Regions from separate parts of the Homo sapiens genome. Here all the other regions are linked to region 1. A link is a contact called in ENCODE Hi-C or POLR2A ChIA-PET data. All regions are on one chromosome and are shown on one strand. The core of a region is the stretch at or near the end of the contact, and the rest is flanking DNA. Distances in the headings are between cores, read along the strand shown.

The links. A loop is a pair of places that touch in the nucleus more often than their neighbours do. ChIA-PET counts read pairs that join two places held with the same protein, here RNA polymerase II (POLR2A). Pooled maps may share reads with other maps.
Region 2: a loop to region 1 is called in a pooled map, with 2.4 times the contacts of the local background. The contact joins the promoter of MYRF here to the promoter of LRRC10B in region 1. A Hi-C loop is called at or near these places in 2 of 50 pooled maps. POLR2A ChIA-PET finds 5 or more read pairs at or near these places in 2 of 52 experiments (HepG2 and WTC11).
Region 3: a pooled map shows a loop between it and region 1 (6-fold over the local background). The contact joins the enhancer-like site here to the promoter of LRRC10B in region 1. A Hi-C loop is called at or near these places in 6 of 50 pooled maps.
Region 4: a loop to region 1 is called in a pooled map, with 2.5 times the contacts of the local background. The contact joins the promoter of VWCE here to the promoter of LRRC10B in region 1. A Hi-C loop is called at or near these places in 2 of 50 pooled maps. POLR2A ChIA-PET finds 5 or more read pairs at or near these places in 2 of 52 experiments (WTC11 and activated naive CD4-positive, alpha-beta T cell).

The regions. Positions count from the first base shown.
Region 1 is chr11:61,506,923-61,510,022 of GRCh38, reverse strand. LRRC10B (leucine rich repeat containing 10B) reads right to left here and starts at 1,274. Exons shown (of 1, transcript NM_001145077.2): 1 at 1-1,274. The coding sequence starts at 1,024. The coding sequence ends at 146. MIR4488 (microRNA 4488) reads right to left here and starts at 1,427; the gene lies at 1,366-1,427.
Region 2 is chr11:61,751,236-61,754,335 of GRCh38, reverse strand. It overlaps MYRF (myelin regulatory factor), which reads right to left and starts at 1,700. Exons shown (of 27, transcript NM_001127392.3): 1 at 1,546-1,700. The coding sequence starts at 1,591. MYRF-AS1 (MYRF antisense RNA 1) reads left to right here. Exons shown (of 4, transcript NR_026882.1): 4 at 1-307. RefSeq lists silencers at 1,551-1,650, 1,771-1,910.
Region 3 is chr11:61,731,336-61,734,435 of GRCh38, reverse strand. It overlaps DAGLA (diacylglycerol lipase alpha), which reads right to left. Exons shown (of 20, transcript NM_006133.3): 9 at 2,995-3,100. Among named protein-coding and RNA genes, the nearest start is that of MYRF, 20 kb to the left of the region's middle. Within about 2 kb of position 1,563, at least 5 of the 41 ENCODE cell types and tissues checked have a DNase peak (open chromatin) inside an H3K27ac peak, as active enhancers do.
Region 4 is chr11:61,293,840-61,296,939 of GRCh38, reverse strand. VWCE (von Willebrand factor C and EGF domains) reads left to right here and starts at 1,624. Exons shown (of 20, transcript NM_152718.2): 1 at 1,624-2,012. The coding sequence starts at 1,903. RefSeq lists silencers at 1,545-1,614, 1,795-2,104, 2,545-2,804 and an enhancer at 1,871-2,573.

The DNA.
Region 1 (3,100 bases), core at 25-2,524:
GCCCTGCCTGTGCCCGGCAACTCGCCAAAAGTAGCCGTTCCATTGACCTAAGTAGGGACCCACCAGTCCCGCAGGCCTAACCAGCCAAAGCTTCCTAGAGCCCCTCCTCTCAGAGTGGCTGAAGCCCATCAGCCAGAACATAGGCTCAGGTGCCCAGTCCTGGAGCGGCTTCCAGGGCGCGGAAGCTGCCCCCGGGGGCGCCCAGAGCCCGGGAACCAGCGCCGCCTATGAGCAGGTCTTCCTCCTCCTCATCCTCAAAGGCCCGCGCTGGGCGCCGGGGCGGAGGCCGGGGCGTGGGCTCGTCGCGCTCCGCCATGCGCTCGACGGCGCCCTCGCCCACGAGGAACACGGTGTCCGCGACGCGCGGGGGCCCGGTGACGGGGTTGTGGTCGTAGGAGAAGACGCGCAGCGCGCGCAGCGGGTGCAGGTCGGGGAAGCCGCCCAGGCGGTTGCGGTCGAGGTCGAGGATGTGCAGGCGGCCCATGCGCAGCAGCGCGGGCGGGAACTCCTCGAAGCGGTTGCCGTAGAGCCAGAGGCCGCGCAAGCCCGTCATGCGCGGCAGCTCGGCCGGCAGCGCGCGCAGCCGGTTGTCGCCCATCTGGAGCGACTGCAGCGCCACCAGGCGCAGCAGCGGCCGCGGGAAGCGCCGCAAGAAGTTGCCCTCGATCCAGAGGCAGCGCAGGCTCTGCAACTGCGCGAAGTCGGCGGGCAGCGCCAGCAGCCGGTTGCCGCCCAGATAGAGGCGCGTGAGGCGCGGCAGGCGGCACAGGCCGTCAGGCAGTCGCTCGAGCTTGTTGAAGTCCAGCGCCAGGATGCGCAGCTCGCGCAGCTCCTCGATCTCCTCCGGCAGCTCGCGCAGCCCCGTGCCGCTCACATACAGCTTCTGCAGGCGGCTCAGCGCGCACACTGCGCTGGGCAGCCGCCGCAACCGCCGCCCGCTCAGCTCCAGCTGCTGGTCGCCGCTGCGCAGCTGCTCCTCTGCGTCCGACGGCAGCTCATCCGGCGTGGACTCGGCGATGCCCATGGTCACGGGCCCCGGCCGGGGCCGCCGCCACTGCCACCGCCAGGCATCGCCCCGCCCCGGCCGCCCCCCAGCCGCCCCGACGGTGCCGGAGCCGCGCCGGCCCCCGGGCCCCCCGCCCCGGCCTTCCCCCGCGCCGGGAGGGGGGCCGTGCGGGGCCGGGAGGAGGCACCCACTTGGGGCACCGCCGCCGCGCGCCGCGCTCCACCGCCCGCCCTCGGGCCTCCCCCGTTGCCTCCGCCGGAGGCCGACTGGCTAGGGTTCGCGCTGACTCGCAGCTTAGCGACCCGTCGCCCTGGCAACCCCGACGCGCGTGCGGCTGCCAATGAGGCGGAGGGAGGGCGGGGCGGGGCGGGGCCAAGGCGCCACCCTAGTGGGGTCCCAGCGCCGGAGCCCGCCCCCTACCTGCCCATCCAGCCCACCGCGGAGCAAGCACAAGCCGAGAGATTCCCCGCCCCGGCCAAGCCTGGCACTGAGACCCGACGCCCGACGCTGTTTGGTGTGCGGTTGTGTGCGCCCCAGAGCCGCGGGTCCAAGAAGGCGAAGGAAACGCTGGCGGTGGATCAAAGACTCTGGACTAGAGGCTCACAAGGAGGGGCTGAGGGGCGCGGTCACTGCGAGCCATTCACGTCCAGCGGCGTGCGGCCGGCCTACCTGCTGGGATCACTTCAGTGTAGTAACTCGAAACAGTGTTACTGTCCGGCCCTTTTCACATCTGCTGGTTTTACCGGGCCCCAGGGCTTGGCTCCGCCCCGCCTAATTGCCCTACAGCTTCCTCATTGCTACACTCACACCCCTCTCTCCTGCCAGGATCCCTCCACCGACGCTCAAAGTCTGTGTGTGGCTGCGGTGGACAGAGGACTGGGACACGTGAACGCCTTTGAGCCACCAATCATGGCCACTCTCATTCCATGACTCTTCTTCCTTCGCCTGCTACCACCAGCAGCAGTTCCCCCCTGCCTTCTCCCCCCACCTCCCATCCGGAGCCCTCCTGCGGGAGCTCCTGGCAGAAAAGCACTGGCTGTCACTGGCTTCGAGCCCACGTGTGCCCAGCACTATGCTGAAAGCATTGCGTTGAGTCCTTGGCACAGCCTATGAGGTAGACACCCTCATCACCCCGATTTTAAAGATGGAGAAACTGAGGGTCAAAGAGACATGACTTGAGCTGGGTCAGTCTGAGCTGAGTGAAGTGCCCAAGGTCACCCAGCTGATGAGCAGCTGGATTCGAAGCCAGGTAGTGTGACTCCAGAGCCTGTGTTCCTAACCATAAACCATACCGATAGATGGAAACAAGGTTCACTCCACCTCCAGCAATGAATTTTCTCACAACAGAGCCTCTGATTCTCTGGACAAAGCTACAAAGACAGCACTATAATCCCACATGAAAGATGAGAGAAGTGGCCTCGCGGGGATTAGGCACCCTGCTTACGGTCACACAATGCATAGAGGTTGCAGCCCGGGAGCCAAATTTTCGGGCTCCAAGCCTCCTGCCTCCTGCCTTCTCTTGAACCCGGCTGGTGTGACCCATGTAACTGGCTGAGTGGACTGACTTCAGGAGAGCACGCTGCCCTTTGGCCCACCCCCATTGCCATCCCCACTGCAGGGGAAGGGGGATGGAAGACAGCCCAAGGGCAGAGAGCAGTTGCCAATGCAACGGGAGGAAGGGAACCATCCCCACTGGAAAGTAAGCTGCCCAGCCAGGGAGGTTTGGGCATCTCCTTCCCTGCTGGCACAGGCTCTAGAGCATACAGTAGACATTCCATGCAAATTTTTATTTATTTATTTATTTATTTATTTATTTATTTATTTATTTAGAGACAGAGTTTTGCTCTTGTTGCATAGGTTGGAGTGCAATGGCGTGATCTTGGCTCACTGCAACCTCCGCCTCGCCTCCTGGGTTCAAGCGATTCTCTTGCCTCAGCCTCCCAAGTAGCTGAGATTACAGGTGCCCACCACCACGCCCAGCTAATTTTTGTATTTTAGAAGAGACAGGGGTTCACCATGTTGGTCAGGCTGGTCTCGAACTCCTGATCTCAGGTGATCCACCTGCCTCAGCCTCCCAAAGTGCTGGAATTATAG
Region 2 (3,100 bases), core at 451-2,950, 240 kb before region 1:
CTGATGCAGAGTCAACCATTCAATCTAGTCCAAGCCTGAACTCTTGGGTTCTGGGTCTGTGGGGTGTCCAGAATCCTGGAGTGGGATGACTGAGGCTTAGGGGTGCCCCTGCCTGGGCTGCTCAGCCAGCAGGTGTGAACAAGGGTTCCTGCCTCCCAAGTCACAGAGGGAGAGAAACTGAGGCACCGGAAGACCTGCTTCTCTCCTCCACAGGACTCCACAGGAATCTGGGGCTTGAAACTTGGGCCTTGGTTCCCTGCCCTGTAGCCCTGATAGGTTCACACATGAAGGGAAGGTTCTCAATGCACCAAGGAGCAGGATGTGGCCTTAGGGACTAGAGGGAGCTCGGGGCAGGGGCTGGGCTCGCTGCATTGGTAGACAGGGGCACAAAAGGGGGCCAGAGGGTCTGGCTAGATGTTCCAGGGAGGTTCTGAGAAGCGGAGTGGGCTGGGAGGCAGTCAGCCAGAACTTCCCCTCCCCCTCCCACTGCGGTCCCATCCCTCCAGAACCCAGCACCAGGAGGAGTGGTGGCCCTGCAGGAGGGGCAGGGGTCGTCCAGGAAAAGACAGGGAGTTGGTTAGATGGAGGAGCAGACCTCCAAAACCAATGTAGGGGTGGGGGCAGAAGAAGATATTATGGGGTGTATGTCAATTCCACCCCAGAGGGCTCCTTTCGGTCAAGTGGGGGTGAGGTCACTCTTTGAGGGGGCGAGGTCAGAGAGGCACAGCTCCAGGGTTGGGGGGACATAGTGCTGAGGAGCCTCAGAGGGCTGGTGGGATGCAGTTCACAGCACTAGAAGGGTCTCAGAGAGCAGAGGTGACCGGTGGCAGGGATGTCAGCTTCAAGAAGGTTCCAGCCCCAGGAGAGCATGCTAGGGAGGGGGGTCCCAGCCCCAAACAGGAGAGCAGTCACTAGGCAGCATTGTGGAAAGCAGGTGGCAGTCTCCAAGGGGATCCAGGCTCGAAAGTGGTCCTACCCTCATGGAAGCACAGTGGGGAGGTCCCAGCTCCTAGAAGTCATGGGGGATGGCGCCAACCAGAAGGGCACACAGGGGGTCTTGGTCTCTAGGCGGGGGTCACAGATTCTGGGAAGCAGGCTGGGGTCCAGCCTCAAGAGGTACGGAAGGTCCTAGAAGGCACACCGGGGGTCTGGGCCTTGAATGGGGTTGTATCCCGCTTGGGGTTCTGGGGAAGCAAAGTAGAGGGTCCCCAGACTCGGGAAGTTTGCTGGGGGCGAGAGTGTCACAATTTAGGGAAAGTTCCGGGTCCTGGAAGGCTCAAAGGAGTCCGGACCTGGAAGGGGACACAGTCCCAAGGAAGCTGCGAGTTGAGGAGCGGGGAGGGGGAGCCCAACTTCAGCGGCGGTGGGTGGTAACCGCTGGGGGACTCCCAGCCCCGGGAGCCTGTCTTGGCGGGCTGGTGCCAGCCTGAAGGAGGGTCCCAGCCAGAGGAGGCGGAAACACAGCGAGGAGCCCCAGTTCCCGGGGAGATCAGCCGGGGGTTCCCAGCGCCAGAGGGTCGCCGCCGCCAGCCCGCGGTCTCTCACCTTCGAAGAAGCGCTGCAGCGCCTCCGTCTCGTCCACCACCTCCATGTCCCGCCTGCCCGGCGCACACTCCAGCCGCGGCCCCGCTACAGCCCGGCCCGGGGGCGCGGCATCGCCGGCGCGGCCCGCGCGACAGTCCCGGCTGGGCTCCGGCTACGGTCCCGCCCGGTCCGCCGCCGCGCTTGCCCCCCGCGCGTCCCTGGCCCGGCCCCTGCCCGCCCCACGCGCCCCGCCCGCCGCGCCCAGCGCCCCCTGCCGGCCCGCGCCGCGCCCAGCCCGGCCGCGGGCACCACGCTCCCGACTCCTGCAGGCGGCGCTCAGCGCTGGGCAGTCCTAGGCTTGCGGGGCGCGGGGCCGTCCCGGGTCGGGGGACGCGAGACCGTCCCAGGCTTGAGGGGCGCGGGGCCTTCCCGGGTCGGGGTGGGGGCGAAGGGCCGCTTGGCCTCTGTGGGGTCGGGACTGGAAGGGTGTGCCCTCGCCGTCCTCGCCTTCGTCTTGCACGGGACAAGATGTCACGATTCCGAATCCAAACCTCAGAGACAGCCCCCATCCCTCTCGTTAGCCACCCACACACCCCGCTCAGCAACAATAACAACCTGCATTTAGGGAACGTGTGTTATGTGCCAGGCCACACAGGCATTATCTCATGTACTCCTCACAGGCACCTTATCAAGGAGATGCTGTTGTTACCTGCATTTTACAGATGGGGAAACTGAGGCTCAATGCATTAAGGACTGCCAGGAAGCCCTGTCCTGTGGCTGTGATGATGGAAATGTTCCCTGTGTTGTTCAGTATGGTAGTCACTGGCCACAAGTGAGCACTGGAAATGTGCCTATTGAGACTGAGGAACTGATTTTTTCATTTTGTTTAATTGTAATTAAACAGTTACGTGTGGCTGTGGTATTGGACAATGCAGGTCTAAAAGCTCCTTTTTTTTTTGAGATGGAGTTCGGCTCTGTCGCCCAGGCTGGAGTGCAATGGCGCGATCTCAGCTCACTGCAACATCTGCCTCCTCGGTTCAAGCGATTCTCCTGCCTCAGCCTCCCCAGTAACTGGGATTACAGGCGCCACCACGCTGGGCTAACTTGTATTTTTAGTAGAGACGGGGTTTCCTCATGTTGGCCAGGCTGGTCTCGAACTCCTGACCTTAGGTGATCAGCCCACGTTGGCCTCCCAAACTGCTGGGATTACAGGCATGAGCCACCGCTCCCCGCCCTGCCTAAGAGTTTCAAGGTCATTAAAGTTCAGAGCCAAATCCTGGCTGCCCCGGGAATCCGAACTCTCCTTTGCCGTGGCCCTGTCTGGTATAATGAAACCTGGAGGTTCTAACTCGATATAAGTCCAGGATAAAGCGGTTGTCCTTGTGCCCCTGCCTTCACCCTTATGACTGACTGCCTCCACATCTCTGTCCTGCCCAACTTGCACAGCCTCTCGTCTCACTGATATCCCCTTCAGTTCTCCCAAATCACCCTTTCTGAAACATACATCCGATCATGTCATTCCTTTGCAAAACTAAGTTTCCCTTTGCACTCAAAACAATATCTGAATGTCTTGCTC
Region 3 (3,100 bases), core at 314-2,813, 220 kb before region 1:
ACCCAGATGCTTCCATCCAATGGCCTAGCCAGCACCTCTCTCGGACACCTGACACCCTGCCAGCTCTCAAACCCCTTCCCTGCTTGTGTACCCCAACCCTCCTGAGGTCTTCCCAAGGCCCCTCGGTGGCTTGGCCTCTGGCTTGCAACTGTCTGTGGCTCCTCAGCCCTCACCCCCACGGCCATGCCACTCGGTCAGTACACGTACTCGGCTTCCCTTCAGACTCAGAGCTGGACTCCAGGCACTCCCTCACCTCCCCTACCCCTGCCCTGGCAGCTCTGCCTGGGACTGTCATGGTGGCCTCGACTGGCCTCCTTGCACTTGCCCCTACGCTCTCAGCTCAGCAACAGAGTGGCCCTTTTAAGATAAGTTGAGCCACATCATTTTCTTTTTAAGACCCTACAGCAACGCCCTGTCTACCCCACCTGGCTCTGGTCTCTCTGACCTGCTGCCAGCGTGTTCAGCAGCACCTGAGACAGCGTGGCCTGGCCCTTGCTCCTCTGGGCCTCTGTTCAAACGTCCTGTCACAGTGAGGTCTCTCTTGCCACCTCATCTAACAGCCAGGGCTCCCCAGGCCCCCAGCACTCCCCATCCCAGGCACCTGGCTTTATGTGGGTCCAAAGTGCCCATCCGCTCCACCATGTGCCCTATTTGCCTTGTCTATGCGCTGTCCGCCTCCTCGCTGGGCAGTGAGCACCACAGAGAGGTCCACAGCTGTATCCCCAGCACCCAAACAGGGCCAGGTACACAGTAGCCTCCCCACAGAAATGAATGAGGCAGCCTGGGAGCTGGGCACCCAGCTAGGTGCAGCGGCACCTCAGGCCACCAGAGGGAGCCAGCATCCAACTGCTAAGGCACCAGACGCTGGAGCCCACGTGACTGGGCCTGCCAGCTGTCACGGGATGACAGCTGAGATTTTATTAAGAAGCTTGGATTCTGGTGATGCTAGGAGGTTTGTCTTCACTCAGAGCATCACCTGAGTGACTATTACACACTTTCCAATGGGGAGAGACTTTGCTGAGAAAGCCACAGTGCTTGCTGGGGGGACAAAGCCGATGTACAATGGGAGAGCATGGTCCCCCACACTGCAGGTCAAGTGGTGATGGGCCAGGGTCTAGGGGCTGAGCTCCTGTGCTCGGCAGCTGTTCCCTCTCCAACCTCAGCTGAGCATGAGGCTGTAACAGTGTGGCCTTTGGAGACTGGAGGCTTGAGTTTGAACCCTTGCTGTATCACTTCCTGACCGCAAGGGCCTGGAGGTCACTCAGCCATTCTAAGCCTCAGTTTCCTCTTCTGTAAGAGCAGGTGGTGACAGCTACTTCACAAGGCTGGTGTGAGATCAAGGGTCCAAGATGCAGAAATGGTCTGGCCTATAATAGGTTCTTAATAACGAGTGGCTCCTCGCTTCTCCGGTGACAGGGCTGCCTCTGAGTCAGTGATGTGTGGGCCAGGAGGACCAGTCAGGGGAGCAGGGCCAGCACCCCGGATGGGAGGGCCCTGGGGCTCATCCAGGGCAGGGCTAGGGCCAAGCCAGAAGCAGGCCTGGCTCGCTGTGCTCTGCATGGGCTGAGAACTGCTGCCAGGGGAGAGGCCTGGGCCCGAGGCAGATGGGCAGCCCTTCTCCCTCTGGCCAGGCTGTTATGGACAGGCTGGGGCACTGGACTCTGGCCTCCTCCCAACACCCTGGGCTGCAGGCCTGCCTCTCTCTGCCCCACAGGCACCTGGTTCTTCCAGGCAGGGGCCTGGCTGGGCCCTCATGAGGTCTAGGGACTCTGCTCTCTCTGCAACACTAAGGCACCTAATACAAATGCCAGCACCCCTCCTGTCTGCAGAGCACCAGAGAGCCCTGCCTGCCAGTGATACCCTGGGTTCTGAAACACCCTATGGGCAGGCAGGACAGATACCACCTGTTACAGTTTAGGAAACAAAGGCTCTAAGAGCTGTCCCCACACCACCAGTGAGTAATGGAGCCTGGTGCTCATTTTGAAGAGTTCTCTGCCACAGCTGGGACTCCCAGGGATGCAGGCAAGAATGCCAGGCACATGCAGCTGACAAAGATGGGAAGGGGGCATGAGGTGCTCTAGTCCTCTCTGATCAGTCGCTGGAGGGATGGTGAGAATAAGGCCCCGAGAGCCACCCAGCTTTCTGAGGACAGGGAGGGCGCTGCAGAGTGGGTGTGGCTGCTGTGGGTCCCAAGGGCAGGGGTGTCAAGGAAAGAAGCTGCTGCCCAGCATGCCAGCCTTTCCAGAACGGGAGCCCAGGGAACTGTCCTCCTTCTGCCTGGCATGAGCTGAGGGCGGAGACACCCAGGACAGGGAGGGGTTCCTCCTGGAGCAGGCGCCCTTCTCTGGCCCACTTAGGAATGCAGAGTCCACCCAGCCCCCAAGCGGTGGGCTGAGCGCAGAGCTAGGCTGCAGGCCAGGTCTGGGGCTAAGGCCTTTCCTAGATCCTATGAAGAAGGTTGGAGCCTTAACTAACAGGCCTTCTTGGTGCCTTTTCAAAGACCTCTATGGATTGGGCCTCTCTACTAGGAAAGTCCTTTCTTCTAGAAAGGCAGAGCACATGAGGGGAGCCGAGAGAAGGGAAGATGTGGGCAGAAGGGAATGGCTGAGGGGGCAGAGAGAGAACGCCAGAAGGGGAGGGGAGGCAGCAGTGTGGGTGTTATGCAATATCTCATCTAGCCCTCTCCAAAAAATTCCACGAGGTATGTATCAACATCTCCACTTCGCAGATAAAGAAACTGAGGCTCAGAGAGGTGGACCCACTTGCCCCAGGCTGCAAGTGACAACATCTGGATTCGAACCCATAACTGTGTGACTCCGAAGCCTACAACTTCACTGCTCAGGGATAACACAGAACTAGAAAGGTTGAGGCCCAGAGAAGGTGTAGAAAAGAAGCCATTCAGGGCAAAGCAGTAGGCGCAGCCCGGTAGCCCTTCCTCACACACCACCCGGGAGGAGAGGTGCAATCGCTGGGGGATGGGACAGGGGTACTCACGAGCAGGACCGAGCCAGTTGGCAGAGGCCGCAGGCGGGCTTCCGCATCAGGTACATGGGCCACCCGTAGGCAGCCAGGGCAAAGAGCATGTAGTAGCAGACCTCTT
Region 4 (3,100 bases), core at 375-2,874, 210 kb after region 1:
AAGACCAGCCTGGTCAACATGGTGAAACCCCGTCCCTACTAAAAATACAAAAATTACCTGGGCATGGTGATGTGCGCCTGTAGTCCCAGCTACTCGGGAGGCTGAGGAAGGGGAATTGCTTGAACCCGGGAGATGGAGGTTGCAGTGAGCCGAAATCGTGCCACTGCATTCCAGCCTGGGCGACAGAGAAAGACTCCATCTAAAAAAAAAAAAAAAAAAATGGGGCCACACAGCTTCAGGTAGGGAGACCACTTGGCAGCTTGTGTTTAAATAACATAAAAGCACAACAAAAAATGCCTGCTTTTTTTCGTTCTTTTTTTTTTTTGAGATGGAGCCTTGCTCTGTCGCCCAGGCTGGAGTGCAATGGTGCAATCTTGGCTCACTGCAACCTCTGCCTCCTGGGTTCAAGTGATTCTCCTGCCTCAACCTGAGTAGCTGGGAATACAGGCGCCCGCCACCATGCCCAGCTAATTTTTGTATTTTTAGTAGAGATGGGGCGTCACCATATTGGCTAGGCTGGTTCTGGAACTCCTGACCTCAGGTGATCCGCCCACCTCAGCCTCCCAAAGTGCTGGGATTACAGGTGTGAGCCACCGCGCCCGGCCACCTGTGGTTTTTCTTTACTGCAAACTCAATGTGTCATAATTAACATCATGGGGTTGCCAAAAACGTAATATTAGGGTGCATTAGTAAAAGTATGGTGTCTGCAGGAAGGAGGCACGAGTCCAGGCCACCGCTGGTACGCCATGTCCATTTGTGGCCACCAATGTTAAGCACCTCAGTAAAGGCAGAGGTAGCAGGAAGGCCAAAGGAACAGGGATTGTTCAACTGGGAAGTGAAGACACTTTAAAACAAATGTGGTTCAAAACTGGATTGGGCCGCTTCTTAACAGATAGTGAGTTTCTTACCCCTGGAAGTATTTAAGCAAAATCTTGACTAATTGTGGGTGGCTAAGGGAAAGATTACTGCATGGAGCAGAAGGTAAAATCAGTTATCCTTTCAGCTTTCTCCCAGCGGGATGATTTTGATTTCCGCACCCCTTCTTTGCCTAAATCCCTAGGCAGCCCCCCAGTCTCTGACCACGGCCTGGGGCAGCTGCAGAAGGGGCAAAGAGGAGCCTTCCAGATCTGCTGCTGCCTCTCCACTGCCAACGGCGCCAGCTGCTTCCTGGTCTTGCCACCAGCAGTCGGGAGGCCGGCCATCTGCCCCCTGGGTGCCCAGAGGAGCCCGGGGCTTCAAAAGTGGCTAGGGCCCCAGGCCAGGGAGCGGTTGGACCCACAGATCAACGCACTCCGGCGTTAGGGTGCAGACCTTCTGGCAGGCTGGGGGCAGGCCTAGAACTGCTCAGCGGCACAGCGACCTGGCGTCGTGGGTTCGAATTTCCACGGTTCCCACCTCGTCACAACAAGGCGTCTCGGGTCCCACCGACAGGGGCCATGCCCGGGGCGCGCAGCCTCTGGTGCTAGCCTTGTTCCCGAAGTCTGTTTCCTCCCGGGGCCTCGGTCTGACGCCTTCAGTCAGCGCTTCGCAGGAAGCCGACTCCCAAACCGGGGCAGGGGGTGTGGGCCGAGGGCGAAACCCCGCCCCCAGGGGTCCCTGATCTTTGCCCCCGCCCCGGGCTCCGCGCCTCTCGGAGAGGCATCAGCAGGCGGGCGGCGTTGCCTTTGTGTGTTTCGCTTCGAGGTGCCAGAGACCCTCCCCACAATCGTCCGCCGCGTCCCCTCGCGGCCCTCGGCCCCTCCTCTCGGCGTCCCAAGCCCCCCTGCTCAGCTCTGCGTGCCATTTCGGGGATCGCTGGTTCGCTCCCCACGGCGCCAGGAGGAGGGGCGAGGGCCGGCAGCCCCCTCTCCCGCGCGCGGCGCAGGAGCCGAGCCCAGCCCGGGGGACCCGCCGCCGCCGGTCATGTGGGCCGGACTGCTCCTTCGGGCCGCCTGTGTCGCGCTCCTGCTGCCGGGGGCACCAGCCCGAGGCTACACCGGGAGGAAGCCGCCCGGGCACTTCGCGGCCGAGAGGTAAGCGCCCGGAGCTCCTCCCCGCTCCCCCGCCCGGGAGAGCGCTACCGGCGTGCAGTCGAGAGGCGCGGAGGGGCGCTCAGGAGCCGCAGGCAGCCGCGTGTCGGGGCTTCCTCTGGGGTGCTATCAGCGCGGGCACAGCTCGGGGACGGCACAAAGAGTCAGCAACTTGTGCCTCTAGGCGGGTGCTCATCGTGCCCCCCTGGCTGGGGCTGTCCAGACTGGGACCTGGGAGATCGGAGGTCCAGGCGTTGGGTGACTCCTAATGTGCCCTGGAGCGCGGACCTCTGGAGAGGGGAGCCCAGGACGTGCCATCTGGTCTCCGGACTGGCTGGCTCACCCCCCAGCGTGCCCGTGGCTCTGCCCGGGCAGCGCCTGGCCTCCCCTGCCGCGCGGGGCTTTCCCTGGGTCTTGGCCCTACGAACTTCATGGACCTTGGAACAGCCGGGGTCTCTGGGTCACTTTTCGTTTTCTGTCCGTGCGTGTGCGCGCGTGGGGGTGGGGTGCATGCCCCTCCGCTGTCTTTCGCGATGGATGCCGCCCTCCGCACGTGCTTTCCCCCGGGCCGCGGTGGGGCCGTGCGCGTGTGTGCGTGATGCTCGGAGCTAGGGAACACTGTGTCAGCAGGCGGCCTGGCCCGCGGCCACGTCCTCCGGGGGGCGCGCAGCGGGGGCGGCCCGGCCAGGCTTGTAGCTCACACGTGTGTTCCACAGCCACCGCCAGTTCCTGCTCAGAACCTGCCCCGACTCCCCGGCGTTCCACAGGCTCCCACCACCTGTCCCTCTGTCACCAGCCCTAGGAGGCTCCTTAGGGCGCTCTGGCGGGTGCTCGGTCCCTGCCCACCTGAGAGTTCGACTCCATCAGCCTCCCTGGGCACCCTTTTATCTGCCGCCTTGGTGGCACTGCCTGTCCGTTTCTGAGAGTCCCAAGGCTCCGCTCATTCGCCCGGTCCCCTCCTTCTCAGGCTGCTGCCATAATCACTCCAGCAAGGGGGTGGATGAGACTTCACTGCCAGCTCCCGCCAGCAGGAGGGCCCCCCCTTTCTTCTGTGATGACCTCAGAGAGGGAAAAAGGCCCCAGGGACAGCT